2 separate regions of the Homo sapiens genome follow, and region 1 is linked to region 2. The links are chromatin loops, found by intact Hi-C in ENCODE. Cell type or tissue: heart left ventricle. All regions are shown on one strand. Links, peaks and the distances in the headings refer to the core of each region. The heading gives the core; the rest is flanking DNA. Region 1 holds the start of LOC124903515 (a long non-coding RNA gene). Region 2 overlaps GLCE (glucuronic acid epimerase).

Region 1 (17,000 bases), core at 7,780-10,279, 150 kb before region 2:
GGCGGTGGTCTTGAAGGAGAAATGAGACTTCACCAGCTGGAAAACAGGGGAGGGGGAGGGTATATCTGTGCACACGAGTCCAGGCGTGTGAAAAGACCCAGAAGTGTGAGTTGCTGGGTGGGATCAGCCCATCCTGGGGTGGCTGGAGGCCAGGTCAGGAGGCAGCGAGAGAGGAGCACAGGCGCAGTGATGGACCTCGAGGCTGTGCCAAGGAGTCTGTCTTTAATCTGAAAGCAAGGAAGATCCACTAAAAGGTGTAAAGCAAGGGCATGTTTGGTCCCATCTACCTTTTAGTGAATCTTCCTTGCTTTTAATACCTTTTAGCGTTAAAAGCACTAAAATCAGGCGATGAGACCAGACACACCCTTGCTTTAACACCTTTTAGTGGATATTCCTTGTTTTAACACCTTTTAGTGGGATGGGGATGGGCCTGGACGTCATGGGTCAACACCTTTAACAGCTGTGAGCAGGGCATGTTCCCTAGAAGGAGCATGGGCAGGACAGGCAGGGAAAGTGCCTATGACAATGACTGCTTTGAACTGCGTATTCAGTTGCCACCAGATCCCTTTTCACTTTCTCTGGGCACGGGTTGTTTCAGATGTGTGCGTGTCATCTCCTGCCAGTCTGAAAGCCCCCCGAGGCTGGATCCTTCCTTCCCTCTTCACATGTCCTTCTTGGAAAAGACCGTAGGAAACAGCAAGCACTCAATAAGGACTTTTTGCCTCATCTTGGATTGTTTCAATGCCATTTTACAGTTATTTCACTATTTCCTTACTGTTTGCAATGATATATTTGCCATGGAATGTTTACCTTCTCCAGTGTCTGCCTCCCCTGCAAACACAGAGACAACCCAACTCTGACTACCTGCCCAATTTCCTTCTCCCTTGCAAACTGAACCCTGCCTTGTTCTGGGCAGCCCCAGGTCATAAACAGTGACCAAGTTAACCATGAAGATTCTGAGGTAGCCACAGGCCTGGTTCTCCAGTGACGGTAAGGAGGGATCTGCTGGGGATTCTGGGGAAGCTTTTGCTCTTCTGCTGAAAGGAACAAGGGAGGCTGATCCACCTCTTTCTCCTGCTTCCTGTCTTGACTGAGATTCCTGGACATCCTGAGGTCTCCAATGCCCATGAGGCAGAAGCCCCAGGCATTCAGGACAGTGACAAGGCCCTGCCCTGATCCGGGCTGCCTTCTTGCTCTATGAGGGAAAGAAGTTTGTTTTTCTCTCTGCTCTTTCCCAGCTCCTAGAACAGCGCCTGGTATGTGGTGGCCACTCAATCATCCTTTGTGGGCTGAGGGAAGGTCTACATTGCTTAGGCCACTGTTAGCTGGGAGTTCTGTTACTTACAATTGAACATATGCCTAACTCAGTAACTGTGAAAAATAATAACAGTATATGCTAAGTTTATAAATGGAGTAAACTGGGTAGAATCATAAACTAAGGTACCACCCTAAAATTTGAAGAAAGATGCTGTCATGAGCCACCTGTTTTCCTGACCCCTCAGTCTTTCTCTGCCCAGAGCTGGAACCACTTGCCCCTTGCCCCCTCCAACTTGCACTTGCACCCCTCTTCCTCAAGGGACTGGCAGAATGGCTCATTTTCCTATGAGTCCACATTTCATAGTACAGGTCATCACCTTTTGGCCTTGCCTTGACTCCCAGAGCTGAGGATTCAAGTATGACCCAGATCTTCCCAGACTGGAGAGCTTCAAAGCCCCACCAAAGACCAGGAAGGGAGAGAAGCAAAGAAAGGAAAACCCTGAAGTCATTCCTGCCATATGGCTACAGCCTTGCATCATCCCTGATGTGAGCCATTAACCTGCCAACTACCAACCAATTAGCTCTGGTCTCGGCTGTGCTTCCCTAGCTTATGTCTCTGCTTCTCATCAGCCACACAGAGGGGCCCTTATAACCCCCACCCCTTGGGGGCTGTCCTTGGGGGAGGCCTAAAAGGGTCCTCTATAAACAGCTTAAACACATCTTTCTGAGCCCCCTCCAATGGGTGCTGAAGAGGAAGTTTCCCCCAGGAGACTCCACAATCAGGGGCATTTATAAAGGGATTATGCTGCCATTCACAAATTATGTTTTTACCAAACGGAATGAAGAAAATGAAGATCATGAAATAACCAGCTTTCCTGAGGTCCCTGCTGCAGGCCTAGAACCTGACTTGGCAAGATCCCCTTTGAGACCCATTATTTTTATGTCCAGCTGATATCAAACTTGAGTTTCTCAGCTCCCACTCCACATGCTCCTATTTTATTGCTATGTTGCTGTCAATGCCCCCCATTTCCAACCCCAGCCATTGTCTGAACTGGCACCTGCCCTTTCCTTCAAAATCCAGCTCAAGACTCTCTCCCTGTAGGAGTGTTCCTGACCCTAACTGAACCCTAATGACCCCATCACTAAACAGTCTGTTTACATCATACTTCCAAACACACACGTGTGTGTGGATTAGTAAATGTCTAGAATCTTTATACTTGCCTTTGTACAATCTTCTTGCCCAAACTAAGTTCCTGAGGGAAGTTGCGGGCAGTTCCTCTATATATCTCCTAATGAGAATCCATGATTTGGTACATAGTGAAAGCTCAAAAATATTGCTGACTTTTTCAATAATCTGTTGCTTTTTAATACACCAATGCAAAAGTGAATGGCTTAAGACAACCATTCTGTCATCTCTCATGAGTCCAAAGGTTGACTGGGATCAGCTGGGTGGTTCTTCTGTTGCACATGATAGCAGCTGGGGCTGCGGTCATCTGGGGACTACTGGGCTGAAGTATCCAGGATAAGTCACTCACTTCGCTGGTGCCTTGAGGGGGTGGATGGAGGCCTGGCTCAGTTGTGAAGCTGGGACAGTTGGACCTCCCTTCCTCCCTGTCTTCCTCTATCCATATATTCTCAAGGTCTCTCCTTCTCCACTTGTTCTATGTGATCTCTCCAGCACAGAGAGACCACACTTCTTACATAGTGACTTGAGGATCCCCAAAGCACAAAAGTATAAGATTTGAGGATTTTTAAAACTTAGACCACAAACAGCTTAGTGTCACTTCCAACACACTTTATTGGTTAAAGCAAGTCACAGGCCAGCTCAGATTCAGTGTGGGAGGGGATCACACAAGGGTGATGTGATTCACTAGGGGAGGTCTGATTTGCTAGGGAACATCTTGGGATACTAGCTACCCCTTGACTGAATGCCCAGTAGCATTTATGGAGGCCAGGGTCTGGTTGTCATTAGTGACGAGATTACTATAAAAAACCTCAGCTGTCTCTTCCTCAGACTATTTTCATCAAGAATAAAAAGAACACACACACACACACACACACACACACACACACACACACACACACACACACTCACACTCACACATACTCATACCACCTGGAAAACCACCATTCCAACCTGTAAAAAATATAAAAAAATCTCTAAGAGGGTGAAAATGTGCATATTATGAAGGAAAGATTAAACACCATCACTATTAGCTGTCCATTTTAAAAAGATGTCTTAAATACATTTTTTCATTTGATCTTGATTCCCATCCCCATTTTAGAGATGAAGAAACTGAGGCTCAGAGATAATAAGTAATTTACCCAAAAGGGTGGAGCTAGGTCTGAATAACCCCAAGACTTGTCCCTGATGCCAGAAAGAATTATTAGAATATGAATTAGTGTGGTGGCTCATACCTATAATCCCAGAACTTTGGGAGGCCAAGGTGGGAGGATCACTTGAGCCCAGGAGTTTGAGACCAGCCTGGGAAACATACCAAGACCCCATCTCTACAAAAAAAAATTTTTTAAAGAATAGGAATTATGCCTATCAATGATAGACTGGATAAAGAAAATGTGGCAGATATGCACCATGGAATACTATGCAGCCATTAAAAAGGATGAGTTCATGTCCTTTGCAGGGACATGGATGAAGCTGGAAACCATCTTTCTCAGCAAATTAACACAAGAACAGAAAACCAAACACCACATGTTCTCACTCATAAGTGGGAGCTGAACAATGAGAACACATGGACACAGGGAAGGGAACATCACACACTGGGGCCTGTCTTGGGGTTGGGGGGCTAGGGGAGGGATAGCATCAGTTGAAATATCTAGTGTAGATGATGGGTTGATGGGTGCAGCAAACCACCATGGCACTTGTATACCTATGTAACAAACCTGCACATTCTGCACATGTACCCCAGAACTTAAAGTTTAATTTTTTTTAAAAAAGTGCAACAAAAAAATAAGAGTTAGTGTTTTTGGTCTAAAGAAACTGAGATCCTGAAAGGTGAAATAGTCCAGGGTCCCTCAGCCAGGATCCTGATTCCCCTTTAGAAGAGAACAGATGCAAAAAAAAGCACAGGGCCTGATTCGTAGTAGATGTTCAGTAAACACAAGCCCCCATCTCTTCTCCAAATGAGATTTCTTCTACAGCTCACTGTCATTGGTCCAAAGAATGCAGCCGCTACACTGTGTTATTGGCAGGATTGTGGGCATGACTGATTTCCTTTCTGATTGGGTAGGAAGGCTGAAGGGCGAGTTTGGAAGGGCTCTGTTCCCTTCATCTCACTCCTTTCCCCACTCGCATTTCACCCAACAGTCGTCTGATTTTTGAGCAATCTGTTCCTGGAAAGCAGAGGAAAGTAACAGATTGATGCATCGACTGCGTGTGGCCAAGTGATTTATTTTTAATGTGACTAAACAAGACACACACCTGCCTATGGAAACGTAATCACATTGAATCATCAGGGACTTAGATAGCCATTTAAGCAAGGGAAAGACAGAGAGGAGACAGAGGAGAGGAGGAAGAGGAGGGAGAGAAAGAAAAGGGAGGCAGGGGAGCAGAGACAGAAGAGGAGAGATAAGAAGGGACTGGAAGAGAGGGAAGGGAAGGGAAGGGAAGAGAAGACTGGGCCAGCTCCCTAAAAATGTTTATTTCAGCAGCATCAGTGAAGCACCCTCAATTGGCCCAAATGCCTGTGGTTTAGCTTTGCTGATGCCTGAAATTTCATAATTAGACTTTCGTCCCTGTGATTTAACCAAACACAGTATGTTCTCCACTAAAGTGTAAATGCAACAGAAGTAGTGCATCAAACTACATCAATCATTTTCACCTCAGTGAGAAAGAACTGATATCTTTTATGAAAGCAGGAGTTTTTCTATGGGGGGGTTGTATTAGTCCATTTTGCATTGCTATAAAGGAATACCTGAGACTGGGTAGTTTATAAAGAAAAGAGGTTTATTTGGCTCATGGTTCTGCAGGCTGGATAGCATGACACTGGCATCTGCTCGGCTTCTGGTGAGGCCTCAGGAAGCTTTTACTCATGGCAGAAGGCAAAGGGGGAGTAGGCAGGTCACATGGCAGGAGAGGGAGCAAGAGAGGGAGGAAGAGGTGCCAGGCTCTTTTATACAATCAGATCTCACTCTAACTAATAGAGCAAAAACTCACTCATTACCACAGGGAGGGCACCAAGCCATTTATGAGGGACCCACTCCCGTGACCTAACACTTCTCACCAGCCCCCGCCTCCAACACTGGGATCACACTTCAACATGAGATTTGGAGGGGAGAAATATCCACACTATATCGGGGGCATTAAAACAAAGTTTATGGGAGTCACCAGTGAAGGCACAGAAAGGAACCTTGGGGGCTCTAGGGACTTTCTCCTTCATGGCTTTTCTTAATGATAACACCTACCTTTACGAGCATTTGTTATGTTCCAGGCACTATGGATGCGAGCCATTACATGTACTATTTCATTCCATCTTCCCAATGGCCCTGGAATTTTGCGCTGGTGTTCTCATCACTCTCCAGGTGAGGGAACTGAAGCCCAGCCTGTCGTCATCTGTCTCAGCACTCTGAAAGGAAGATCCAGTTACAGCAGAGTTTCTCGTGGAATGCCCAGCCTCACCAATAGTATCTTGCTTGCAGAAGGCACTCAGTAAGTATGTGCCAACAGAGTGAAGTGGCAGGGATGGGACATGAATGTAGACAGTCTAACTCCAGAGCCTGTACCCTTAGCATTTGCCACAACTTTCTCCCAGATAGTCCACTCCGTTCTCCCTGCTTCTCACCCGAATAGCATACGAAATTCATGAACCACTGACTTTGGGAGGCTAAATGTCCTCCATCACAGCTCCCTTCTCAATCTCCCTGGGTCAGTACCAGGAATTAGCCAGCCAGACTGTTCCACTCTGTACTGCTAGTTTTCTATGTCCAGATACCTTTTCCCAGTTAGTCTGTAATGCCTTTGAGGGAAGGCACAGCATCCATGCAGAGTCTATGGGGGGATGTATGAGTCCTTTTGAAATTGCAGTTTCTTTCTCAAAAGCAAGATTATATCTTTGTGTTTTCTATTAATATGATTGTGGTAGGTTTTTTTCTTGAATTTTATATCAATATCCTTCACCCTGCCCCTAGCAATAGCACGTGAAGGAGATTATGAAGTCATAAGTTAGGGGGGCATCAGATTGATAGCTTTTTGAAGATTGATAATATCTAGTGTGGGCAAGGATGGAGGAAATGGATACTCATACATTGTTGGGGAGGCTTTCGAGGAGGCAAATCATCAGTAAGTAACAGTGGCTGAAACAAGATAAAAGCTTTATTTTATTTTTTTCTCATACAAAAGTCTAAGCTAGTAGAAAGTCCTGGAAAGAAGGCTGGCTCGGCTCCACAAGGTTATACAAGGACACAGGTTCTTTCTGTACATTGTACCACCATCCCCAGGGGTGTTACCTGCATCACCTGCTGGAAGCTGACTCCCACTACCACATCTGTTCTCTGAATAGATTTCTCCCTGGGGAAAGCAGAAGTACAACAAACAGCGTATTTTAAGGACCTGATTCAGAAATTGCACACAATGCTTCTCATCAGTCATAACTTAGTTACACGTCCCCATGTAGTAGCAAGGGGGGTGGAAAATATATTCTCAACTCATACCCACCTGAAACTCAGGAGATTCATTGCTAAAAGGAAGAAAAGAGAAAATGGATAGTAGGGGGACAGTGAACAGTTTCTAATACAAACAGGAGGAATTATCAAAGTTAAAAGTGCATATATTGCTAGACCCAGCAATTCCAGTTCTAGAAATGTATTCTAAGGAAATAGTCACACAACTACACAAAGATTATGTATAAGGGTAATACTAGTGGTTTTAAAATATGTTCACAAATTCTTTGATACCCTTCCCTTCACAAAAGGGCTACACTTAATGACTTACTCCTAATGAATAGAATGTGGCCAAAGTGACAATGTGTGACTTCGGAGGCTAGGTCATAAAAGGCCCTATGCTTCTACTTTGCTCTCTCGAATGACTGGCTATGATGGAAACAGCCACCATGTTGTGAGGACACTCAATTAGCCTTGTGGAGAGACCCACATGGGTGAGAAACTAAGGGCTGCCACCAACAGCCCACATCCACTTGCCAGCTCTGAGAGCAAATAGATCCTGCAGGCCTAGTCAAGCCTCATTTGACTGACGCCTCAGTCAACATCTTGACTGCAAGCCCATGCAAAACACTGAGCCAGAAACCACCCACCCAAGAAGCTGTGAATTCCTGACTGGCAAAAAATGTGAGTGATTATAAATATTTATTATACTTTTAAGCCACTACTTTTTGGAGTATTGTGTTAGGCAGCAGTAAATAACTAATACAATAATCATTGCTTCCTGTTTGTAATGACAAAAAAGAGAAAGAAAATAAAAAATTTAAAAAAAGAAACACCAGAAATGTAAATAATGGGAGGTTAAATAATCCATGAGAAATCCACAGTTTGGAATTTGCAGCTATTAGAAAGAGAGCTATGGCGTAAAAGACCTGTATGTTCTGTCATTGACAGCTCCTTAAGACATATTAGTACATGAAAATGACAATCTGAAGAACACTTACTGTATGGTCTCCATGACATAAAACTGCAAAAAAGTTATGTGTGCATGTACATATGTGCATATATGCAATAATGTTATATTTGTGTATATCCGAATGTGTACTTTCACATACTTGTAAATGCGTGGAATAGGAGTGAATGTCGCATACCAAATGGCAGGCAGTGGTTTTACCAGGGTGGAGGAAAGTGGAATGGGGGTGGCGAGTTGCAATATGGTGTTCACATTTTACTTTGTAATCTCCTGCATTGTTTCAACTTCTTACAATGAAAATGCATTTGCATATTCCCTGTGTGATAAAACAAAGAAAATCATAAAAAGAGAGAGAGGCAGGCAGATAGCAGAGATGGAAGGAAGAGGAGATAAATAGAAACAGCATTTTACCCACTGAGTCGTGACTACAAGCATCTTATTTTACCTGTTTGTTTTTCCTTAACATCCCAACATAGAAAACACACACTTTGTTTTAAAGTAACAGCGAGGAACCGCCTCGCTGTGGTCTTTCGCTTGCTTGGCATTGCCCCTAGGGTGCTCGGAGATGGGCTGTGGAGGGGGACGTTGGGAACTGCCCGACCCCATTCTCGCCTTTTCCCGCTGGATGTGCAGCTTTCGGAACGTGCAGGGGCGGGAGTGTCTACAACCTAAGAAAAGGGCCGCGGTGGGGAGCCCGGAGCAGGGCTGGGTGCAGGGAGCGCTCTCGCTGCCCGGGGCGCTCTGCGCTGCGCGCCCAGTGGGGACAGCACGCCGCCCCGGGAGTCTCCAGGCGCGGGAGGTCCCAGCAGATTTTGCATAAAGGGAGGAATCGAGTCCAGAGAACAAACAAGATACTGGAGGTGGTGGCACGGAGAGGATTGATTCGGTTTGCAACCCTACGAGGTCGTGGCCGCTCGGGGCAGGAAAGCAGGCTCCTGTCTCTCCAGGATCCAGCCTCCCGATCACCGCGCTAGTCCTCGCCCTGCCTGGGCTTCCCCAGAGACGGGAGCTTGGGTGGGGGACCCTGGACCCGAAGCCAAGGCTGAACTGGTGTGCCAAGCCCAGGGAGCAACCAAGTCCCCAACTCTTTCCCTGCCCTTCCCGCAGGCTGAGCAGAAAACCAGGAAATGGATGGACTCCACCTCCGCAGCCACGCCTGCCCGTTTGCGCTTACTGAACAGAGGTCCTCAGGAACGTGGTGAGACAAAGAGAAAGGAGGGCGTTTTCGCCACCCTCTTGCTAATGCTTCAATAACTCCCCATTGCCCTAATGAGCTCACCATCAGAGCCTGATTAAGACCTTTGGAGGCCCTAAAATTATAAGACCCACTATCTCCATCAATGTAATTAAAAAAAAAACAACTTTAAATGGAACTTTACCAAAAAGCCGATTTTCCTCTGTGAAATTATTTTAATAGCAACGACAAGCCCTTGCCTTGCAGCACACTGGCCTGCCCAACAGAAGATCCAGTAAGGTTTGCAAAACCAGTTGGGATCTCCTCACCTTGCCTCTCTCCTCTTCCTGCACCGGCCGGCTAACCTGTTTCCAGTTCCTCCGAGGCTCAGTCCTTCCCTGAGTTTCCCATTGCCCTCCAGAGCCAGCATATATTTCCACTTCCCTAGCTTTCAGTCCAGGCTGTGTTAGATGCCTTCAGTGCTTTCTCCATCACAGGACTTAGCACACAGAGTAGGAGAATATTCCCGTTTCTTCCCTGTCACCCTCTCTGTGCTGAGGGCTCAGAAGGCAGAGACACCTTTTCTGTTTTGCTTACAGGTATGGTCCCAGAACCTAGCATGTGGACTGACACACCCTTTGCTCAAAAAAATACATCAATATTTGAAATTAACCATTTATCCATAGCAAAACACATAGCACAGAATAAAAATGCATAGTCCATTCTGGCCTATGCAGTTTCAGCTTCTCAGCATTTATTGAGCACCTCCAAATGTGCTAGACAGGTAATACTCAATACACATTAGTTCCCTCCATGCTAAAATAGACTTTGCGTCCACGTAACTTTGCTGGAAACTTGAGGGAAACCAATTATCCTGCCCTTTCCCTGGGTGTCTGATCGGCATGTCCGTTATAGCCATAGAAATATCACTAACAGGCAATGCCAGCAGGATTAGATCTGCCAAGTGTTTAAAGTTTAGCAAGAAAGCTTTTTGCAAATGTCAACACTACCACTCTGTTTCCTGCAAACCAGCATTCTAATCAGCAGGGCTGCCTTTTCCAGCTCATTGAGCAATGACATAAAAAAATCCCAGCATAATCATTTCTCTAGGAGAAAAATACCGAAAGTCAGAGAGGATGCAATAACAATCATAGCTACCTACTATGTGCAGGTGTCATGCTTACTGCTTTAGTTATGCTTCCTCCAATCCTCACAACAAAACTGACAAATGGGGAAACTGAGGCTTACAGAAGTCACACATCTCCAACTAAGGCCTGAACTTGAGTTTTTTCCATAGCACTCTACTACCTCTGGGGGGGAAAAAAAAACTACTATTGTGCCCAGTTAGGATACAATGTATTAGAGTGGTAGGGACTTCAGGGGCTGGTTGTAGGAAAAGAGAATGACAATGCTTCTCACGCCAGGGTTTTCTGGGGTTTTCATCTTCTTGTTTTCCTCTCCTTCTCCCCTCAGAGGCCAGGTGTAGTGACATAATGATTTTGGAAATTTTTGAGCTGAAAAAGGAAAACATTTTCTTCTTTTCTTAAAAGGGGAACTGTTGGAGTGTTTGCATTTTGGGTTCCTGGCATAGCAGCTGGTAGGCTTGATGGGATTTCAAAATGAAGTTACTAATGGAAATTATACACTGAGGACATTCCAAAGAAACTGCTAAGAGAGAATGGCTTGTGCTAGGTGAGTGGAAGTGTTGCATCAGGTTATCACAGCTGGGTATTGAGGCCAGGCCCAGCTGAAATGTTACAGCAGGGGTCACCTCTCAGACTTGGCTCTGTACAGGAAACACATCCAAGGAGGAGCTACATCCAAGGCAAAGGTATAAAGCCAGACGCAGAAGACACAGTACCTGGGTTAGCTGCCCATCTGTCCCTGGGTGTAGGCTAAAGACATTTAATCTTGGACACAGGCAAGCAGCTGCATACAAGATCCTGATTCCTGATTCCTGAGCAGGAGTGGGCAGCAAGTTGTTAATTCTGACCTCCAACCATCCCTGAGGCAGTGTAGCCCTCCATTCTCAACCCTGGCTGCCCACTAGCATCATCTGGTGAGCTTTGAAATACAGATGCAGGACTCATCCCAGATGGGTGAAATCAGAAGTGATGGGAAAGGGATCCAGTGTCACATATCTTCACAGCTCTCCATGTGATTCTAGCTTGCAGCCAAAGTTCAAAAGTTCTGACACAGCCTAGGTGATCACAAGAATTACTGGAGCACTCCCTAGAATAGTTTTGCCCCAGCCTCTCTGCTGTAGATCTTAATTCAGTGGAGCTGGCAGGGGCCCAAGAATCTGTATTTTGAACAAGCTCCCTGGCAGTTGTTATGATCAGATAAGCCTGGGGACCCACAAGTGTAATAAAATGGTATATTCACATATCATCATTGCAGTCACAGCTTCTGAAATATTATGTTTTTAATTTGTATGTACATCATTGTATCTCAACCATCATTCGATTGTAAGCTCCAAGAGGGAAAGGACCTTGTCTCATTCACTGGGATGTTCTCAGTATGGAAAAGAATGCAAGCAAGTGGTGGGGATTCTGCAGATATTTGTTGAATAAATAAATGAATTTCTGTTTTGTATTTGTCACTTCCGCTTTGTGAACCAAGTTAAGAGTGAGATTGAGGGCCGGGCGCAGTGGCTCAAGCCTGTAATCCCAGCACTTTGGGAGGCCGAGGCGGGTGGATCATGAGGTCAGGAGATCGAGACCATCCTGGCTAACACGGTGAAACCCTGTCTCTACTAAAAAATACAAAAAATTAGCCGGGCGCGGTGGCGGGCGCCTGTAGTCCCAGCTATTCGGGAGGCTGAGGCAGGAGAATGGCGTGAACCAGGGAGGCGGAGCTTGCAGTGAGCCGAGATTGCGCCACTGCACTCCAGCCTGGGGGACAGAGTGAGACTCTGTCTCAAAAAAAAAAAAAAAAAGAGTGAGATTGAAACTTTGAAAGAAAATACAAATGTATACAATAATTTTATTTCACTTTTATAGATCTAAAGTCCTGCTTTTAAAAACACAAAGATTTCTTCTATATGGAACTTGATTGCCTTCATTCAGTCATTGAGAGTCTTCAGGAGATCTGAAGACCCAGAGCAAACCAGAAATGTTGACGGGGAAAAATGTGCAGAAATGTCTGAGAGTAAACCCCCTGTCCTTAAACAAATTTTTCTTCTGAAATTTTCTGCTTCATTGTAAGTTTTATGTCACCAGTTAAGTAGGGCCTAGGCAGAAAAAGATACAAAGTATTTTCAGAAAAGTTGATGAAACTGCATCCATTTATTCATGCACATTCAGAAAATGTTTATCGTGGAACTACCATTTTTCCAGTAAGTGCCAGTGGGAGCCCAATGAAAAATAACACACAGTCCTGCCCTCAACGACTAGCTTTCCCAGCAAGTGGAAAGCTAGCTATGGAACTAGGCAGTTACAGTACAGTGTGATAACACCGGTCATCAAACCCAAGATGCCTTCTGTTGTAAGATGCATCATTGGCCAGGCGCAGTGGCTCACGCCTGTAATCCCAAAACTTTGGGAGGCCAAGGCGGGTGGATCACGAGGTCAGGAGATCGAGACCATCCTGGCTAACACAGTGAAACCCCGTCTGTACTAAAAATACAAAAAATTAGCCGGGCGTGGTGGCGGGCACCTGTAGTCCTGGTTACTCTGGAGGCTGAGGCAGGAGAATGGCGTGAACCCAGGAGGCAGAGGTTGCAGTGAGCTGAGATCGCGCCACTGCACTCCAGCCTGGGCAACAGAGCGAGACTCTGTCTCAAAAAAAAAAAAAAAAAAGATGCATCATTAATTTATGCACCACTAAGAAAAATGCTGCCAATTGAACCGTGACGTGTTGTGGATTTTATCAAGATCTGTTCTAATTTCAGAGATGTGAAAATGTAACGGGGTGGTAGGGAGGTGAGGAATGTGCATTTTATTTTATTTATTTATTTTGAGAGACAGGGTCTGTCTTTGTCACTCACACAGGCTGGAGTGTAGTGGTGCAATCTCAGCTCACTGCGGCCTCAACCTCGTGGGCTCAAGTGATCCTCCCACCTCCTGAGTAGATGGGACTATAGGCATGAGCCACCATGCCCGGATTTTTTTTTTTAACTTTTTTTTTTGTTGTTGTTGAGACAAGGTCTCATTCTGTTGCTGCCCAGGCTGGAGTGCAGTGGCTCGATCTCAGCTCACTGCAACCTTTGCCTGCCAGGCTCAGGCAATCCTCTTATCTCAACCTCCCTAGTAGCTGGGACTACAGGTACATGCCACCACGCCCAGCTAATTTTTTTTTTTTTTTTTTTGGTAGAGACAGGGTTTCGCCATGTTGCCCGGGCTGGCCTCAAACTCCTGAGCTCAAGCGATCCACCTGCCTCAGCCTCCCAAAGTGCTAGGATTACAGACATAAGCCACTGCACTCAACCATAATTTTTTTTAAACTTTTTGTAAAGACGATGTCTCACTATGTTGCCCAGGCTAGTCTCGAACTCTTGGGCTCATGCAGTCCTCCCACTCTGACCTACCAAAATGCTGCAATTACAGGCATGAGCTACTGCGCCTGGCCAGAACATGCATTTTAGAACTGATTAAATAAGTAAGGTAAATCAGACACGAAGGATATACAGAATAAGCCAAAGAGTAGGGTGTAGGGTGTAGGGAGACTTGGAAGAAGGAAAGTACTGTGAAGAGGGGACAGCTTGTGCTGAGAGGTCTGGAGGGAAGAGGGTGGCTGCTTATAGCTCAGTAAGACTGCAGTTAGAGCCTGTGGGCTGGAAGGTGACAGATGAGGCTGGAGATGGAAACAAGGGCCAGATCATGGCCTGCCTCATAAGTAGATGGCCTTAGTCCCAGTTTACATCTGTAGTGCATCTTTTTGATCTTAAGTGCCCTGTTGGACAATAAATTATATGATCACCCTACTAATAAGCCATTTTTAGATATGTGCTTTTTATCTTAAGAGAAATGAGAACAATGGAAGGGTTTTAAACAGACAGTAACAAAATCAGATTGTGAAAGTGTGTGTGTGTTGGAGGCAGGGTGTGTATTGCTTAATTTGAATGTTTTTGATGAGCTAATATGTTCATACAAGTCAAAACTTTAAAAAACACAAAAGTGAAAAATCTCCCTTCCACCCTGGCCCTCCTTCCACCCCTTCCACCCTACCTCACGGCCAACCCAATTTTCTTCCCTAAAAGCAACTGATACTATCAATTTCTTGTGTGCCCTTTCAGAATTTTGTTTTCCTTTTCTTTGAGATGGAGTCTCACTCTGTTTCCTAAGCTGGAGTACAGTGGCGCGATTTCGGCTCACTGCAACCTCCACCTCCCAGATTCAAGTCATTTTCCTGCCTCAGCCTCCCCGTAGCTGGGACTACAGGTGTGTGTCAGCGCGCCAGCTAATTTTTGTATTTTTAATAGAGACGGGGTTTCACCATGTTGGCCAGGCTGGTCTTGAACTCCTGACTTCTAGCGATCCGCCTGCCTCGGCCTCCCAAAGTGCTGGGAATACAGGCGTGAGCCACCATGCCCGGCCCCTTTCAGACATATTTAATGCATATAAAATTAATTCTTCTTTGCCTTTCAAATGTACCTATTGTTTTCTAATTCTTTATTTTCATTTAGTTTGCCTCCTTTTCTTATTCCTCTCACTATCTCTCATTGAGTTTCCACAGTATGTGTTCCCCTTTTACTGCTTCAGATTTGAGGCTTCATTTTTTAAGAGTGAAGGTTGGATAGTTTTCTTTTTTTCTTTCACTTCTTCCCCAAGCTCTGGCAGCTCAGGATTCATTTCCTCCCACTGTTTCATTACCTCTTCCCTCATCTCTCATGTGCGTGTTTTCTTTGTGGGGGAAATTACTTTGCTATGTTTTCTTAATTTTCTCGTTAAAATTGTCATCTGCTCCATGACAATGTTTTTTGATGAATCTTCTTTACCTGCTGTTTGCTGTTTGCTTTTTCTTTTTTCCTCCTTTGTTTCTTGTCAAAACTTTGTATATATTACTCATTATTGAAGAAGGTAATGTTTTTTCTTCCCCGTGGACCTCAGGTGTGAGAGAGGCCAAGATTGTCTTCCAGGTTGGCTAAATTTTCCTTATGACCCAGGGTTGATGTAAATTCACTGAGCCTTGAATTCTTTCCAACCAATGGCAAAGATTCCCCGAGGCAAAGTCTCTCCTCCCCTGTTGCCACAGAAACAGACCATTTCCTACAACTATGGCTTGTCTGAGTCCTGAGCCAGCAGAGCTCAGGCCACAGCACCTGCACCCGTTTTCTGCTGCTGCACACAAGGGCTCTGTGCATTCCGCATCCAGGTGTGCCCCTCCTCTTCTGGAGGATTCTTTTTCAGGCTGTCCCAGAGACTTTGCAGCACAGCATCCTTGCTCTATTTCTTCCTGCAACATCTCTGCTGAAGCTCTATTGCTTTTGGCAACTCTTCCGTCTATTTTGTGGTTTAGGTGTCTCCTACTTTTACTAAAAATGGAATTTGTGTTTTTATCGCTCAAGTCCTTTTTGCTTTTGGATTACTTCCAGAAAATGAAGGGAGGGTTACTAACTTTATGCCATCTTCAAACCAGAAGATCTTAGATTAGTAAGATCATGTTGGCCATGGCATGGAGAATGGGCTGGAGGTGGAGAGACTGGAGGTTGGAAGTCCAGTTAGGAGATTGCTCCTGCGCTGGGGAGTTGGTGTTAGGACAGAAGATCCAAGACGCGTTTCAGAGGTAACTGCTGAATCTTACTGGCTGGTTAGATGTGTGTTTGGGAGTGGGGGTGGATCAGGAAGAAACGGGATATTTCAGGGCTGGCTGCTGGAGGCTGCTTGCGATGTAACGTGGAGCTGGGCTTCCTGCCTGTTCTGCAGCTTCCTGCCACATTCCAGGCTGCATCTGTGTGGCTGGGCCCTCTGGGAAGGTCATAGGGAGTCCTAATGGGACAATGAGCTTCCCAGCCGTTCCCTTGAAGGTCCCTTGCAGATATCTGGATGAAACTCTTGGCTGGTGGAAACTTTCAAGAAGGCCTGAGGCAGTCAGAAGCCAAGTTGTGGTTTCAAAATTACCGGCCTATTCTCCAAGTCTCCCTGATGATGAGATCTCAAGATAAAAACAAGAAAACTGGGCGCAAAATGCTCTGTGGAACTGTTGATATCCCAGGGTTTCCTGCCAAGTCCTGGCTAAGGAACACAGGGAGGGAAAGGGGACCTAACAGAGGTCATAGAACCCACTCTCTGCCTCCATAGAGGCTTTCCAGGTCATCCAAACTACGAAAATTGAACAGAGAGCTTTCTCTCTCAGATTCTCCAGAGGGGGGAGACTCAGATTCTTTTCTTTAATCAGTCTGTAATAAGTCCTGAGTACTGGCTTTTTCCCCCCCTTAATGTACAACCAGGGTTGAGAACTGAGGGCTACACAATCTCAGAGATGATCAGAATTCAAAGTTAGGAATGTGCTGGCTCCACGTCTGTCCACTCTTGTGCAGTAACACAGCTGCCTGCCTGTGTCCAGGATGAAATGTCTTCAGTTCTGTTCCCTGGGATAGACTGACAGCTGTGGAAACAATGACCCAGATACTGTGTCTCCTCCTAGGATATGTTTCTTGACTCCGCTTATGTGGTTACTGCCAAACCTGGCCTCAGTGCCTTCTACACACAGTTTTGAAAACCAGGGCAATATTTCCAATCATCTAACAGAAGCTGCTCCTTATCAGTGATGTCTTTGGAAAGTTACCAGCAATTACTAAGCTAGCTATTGGGAAATCTTAAGGATTTATTTTAGCAAGAATAATATGAGGTCTTCTGGTCTGTAAGGACCTCTGTTCCTAAAATCACAGAACCACGGCTGTGCTCTACAATGTAATAGTATGAATTCATTTGCAAGCGTGCTCAGATAAGATAGAGTCTTTAGGGAGTTTTAAAAAAACTTGGGGGGCAGTGCTTATGATATTGTGAAAAACAAACACAAAAACTGTAATTTCGTGTACGT
Region 2 (2,500 bases), core at 1-2,500:
CACTTTATCATTTAGTCCTTCTCTTGGAAGTTGCAAGCCTTCAGTGGACTACAGAGTTCCAAGATAATTACTTTAGACAGATTCTGCCAGTGCAGTTGTTGTCTAAGTTGGGAGACAGATTCCTGGTGGTTCCTACTTTGTCATCTTTCTTGAATCCCTCTGTGATTTCTTATGGCAGAAATTATGTTAATAGTAAACTCAACATAAGTGATATAGTTTTTTGGTTCCTAATAAATCAGATTTTTGTTTTTTGTGTTTAGAATGGCAGCCCAAGATAACTATGCTGGTGGTTCTATGGCTTATGGTGCTACATATACCCATAGTGATATAATATGTCTAAAAAGGTATGATTATTGGTATTAGGAATAAAAGCTTCATTAGCCAAATATTTTAAAGCTTTTTTTTTTTCTTTTTTGCAGGGCAGAGGTGGAGAGGGGTTAGATTATTTCATCTGCCCTACAGTTGGCATAATAAAGAGTAAGCCCTTAGTTTTGGGAATGTATGCAGTAAGCTAGGCATCCTTGCGTCGGCTGTCATAGAAGTCCCTGTCCTCTTAGTCTTCAGTAAACATTAGGATATACCAGGACTTATATTCTGTACCACAGAGTTCAGCATTCAATTAAATATGGTCTTATATCATAGTCTAAATAATTTGTTAATAATTATAAGGTTTTGAGGGGCAGTTGTTATGCCTCTTGTTTGTACACACAGTGCCTAGTAGGTATTCAGTAAACACTTGTTGATTAGGTTATCATGTATAAGCAATAATTTTTTTGTGGAATAATGAAGGTCTTGAAACTTGAGTAGACATTAGACTGAAAGTATGCACAACTTCCTGTAAATTATGTGTAAATTTGTAGATTTGAACTTTGACTTGCATACTAAGGATTCTTTTACTGATTTCAGAGTGGTAGTGCTGATATTTCCTAACATTTACTGAGTACTCTCTCTGTGCCTGGCATCGATCTAAACAATTTATGTACATTAACTCATTTAATACTACATTATGAAGTATTCTTTAAATCCATATGGTATATGAGGAAACTAAGATATAAACAAGTTAAACTTTTTCTTAAATACACAGAGTTAATAAGTGATAGAGCCAGGATTCAAACCCAGAAAAAAACAGCTAAAAGCCTACATCCTTAACTTCTATGTTATACTGCCTCCCAGTGTTACATATATGACGTTTCCAATTTTTATTGGACTTAAGGGCCTAAATTCATCAAACCTCCCTCCTCTAAACACATACACGTGTGCACGCATGCACAGACACACACACACACACACACACACACAGACACACACACACCTATTTTAATCTTTTGTTATTAGATACAGTTATTAGACCATCTTGGGATCATGGCGTTTTCTGTAACTTAAACTACCTACCTTTAGGTGAATTGAGTTAGAATTGAGTATTTGACACAAATATTACTTCTATTCCAGATTATGAACATTTCAAAACTCTATTTCATAAGTAATAAACATGATTTTGGCAATATTCCAAACACTGCTGTTGTTGGAAGTGTTAGGTTAGATAGAATTCTGAGTACTTTATTAAGTTAAATAGACACTGACAAAGGAATATTTTTATAAAGATCTGATAAGCCTTCTGGTCTGTATAAACCCTGTCTGTCCTACAAGTGTACAAATGTAGAAGATAGCAAAATCTGAGAAATATTATAGTCAATTAGTCACTCCTAAAATGTAGCGTTTTTACTTTGTCCATAGTGTTTATTGCAAAACAGCATAGGAATAATGGAGTCTTAAGAGTAAAGCTCAGTTGCCAAATAGGAAAGCTTATACTAAAATGGATTCCAATTTCTTAGTGAAAATCAAAACTTGATTGCATAGAAAGTATAAGAATTTCATGTTCATGCACATCCCTGATCCATAAATCAGGACTTTTAATATAGATTTCATATCTTCAGCCAGAGTGAGCTTGCTTGCTTGCCTTTTTTTTTTTTTTTTTTTTTTTTTTTTGAGACCTAATCTTGCTCTTGTCACCCAGGCTGGAGTGCAGTGGCGTGATCTCGGCTCACTGCAACCTCCGCCTCCCAGGTTCAAGCGATTTTCCTGCCTCAGCCTCCTGAGTAGCTGGGATTACAGGCGCCCACCACCACACTCAGCTAATTTTTGTGCTTTTAGTAGAGATAGGGTTTCGCCATGTTGGCCAGGCTGGTCTCGACCTCCTGACCTCAGATGATCCACCTGCCTCGGCCTCCCAAAGTGCTGGAATTACAGGCGTGAGCCACCATGCCCAGCCAAGAGTGAGCTTTCTAATTAGTATATTCTTGAGTCGGATGTTAGTAGGGAAAAATGTGTATGTGTATAAAATATATATAATTATTGCCTAACTAAATCAAGGATGATTTATTGTTTAAATGCAATTTGAGTCAGTAGACCATGTGTAAGAGAGACATTTTTGCTAAGTCTCTAAGATTATGGGGAATATTTGTTACAGCCCCAGGCCTAGTAGATTATCCTGACTAACTAA

The links. Peaks named below come from ENCODE experiments on the same cell type or tissue, not always from the same donor. Only the 100,000 strongest peaks of a DNase experiment are listed, where the experiment ranks them.
Region 1: a loop joins it to region 2, with 4 times the contacts of the local background. A loop is called at or near these places in 13 of 110 quality-filtered maps.

Annotation. Positions count from the first base shown.
Region 1 is chr15:69,065,634-69,082,633 of GRCh38, forward strand. LOC124903515 (a long non-coding RNA gene) reads right to left here and starts at 8,586. Exons shown (of 2, transcript XR_007064692.1): 1 at 5,680-8,586; 2 at 3,036-4,608. It overlaps EWSAT1 (Ewing sarcoma associated transcript 1), which reads left to right and starts at 15,217. Exons shown (of 4, transcript NR_026949.1): 1 at 15,217-15,743. In heart left ventricle, for the core only: no CTCF peak of the experiment used is centred there; DNase peaks (open chromatin) are centred at 8,581 and 8,918; H3K4me3 peaks cover 1,410 bases; H3K27ac peaks cover 1,056 bases.
Region 2 is chr15:69,224,776-69,227,275 of GRCh38, forward strand. All of the region lies in intron 2 of GLCE (glucuronic acid epimerase), which reads left to right. Among named protein-coding and RNA genes, the nearest start is that of GLCE, 65 kb to the left of the region's middle. In heart left ventricle, for the core only: a CTCF peak has its summit at 1,158; no DNase peak of the experiment used is centred there.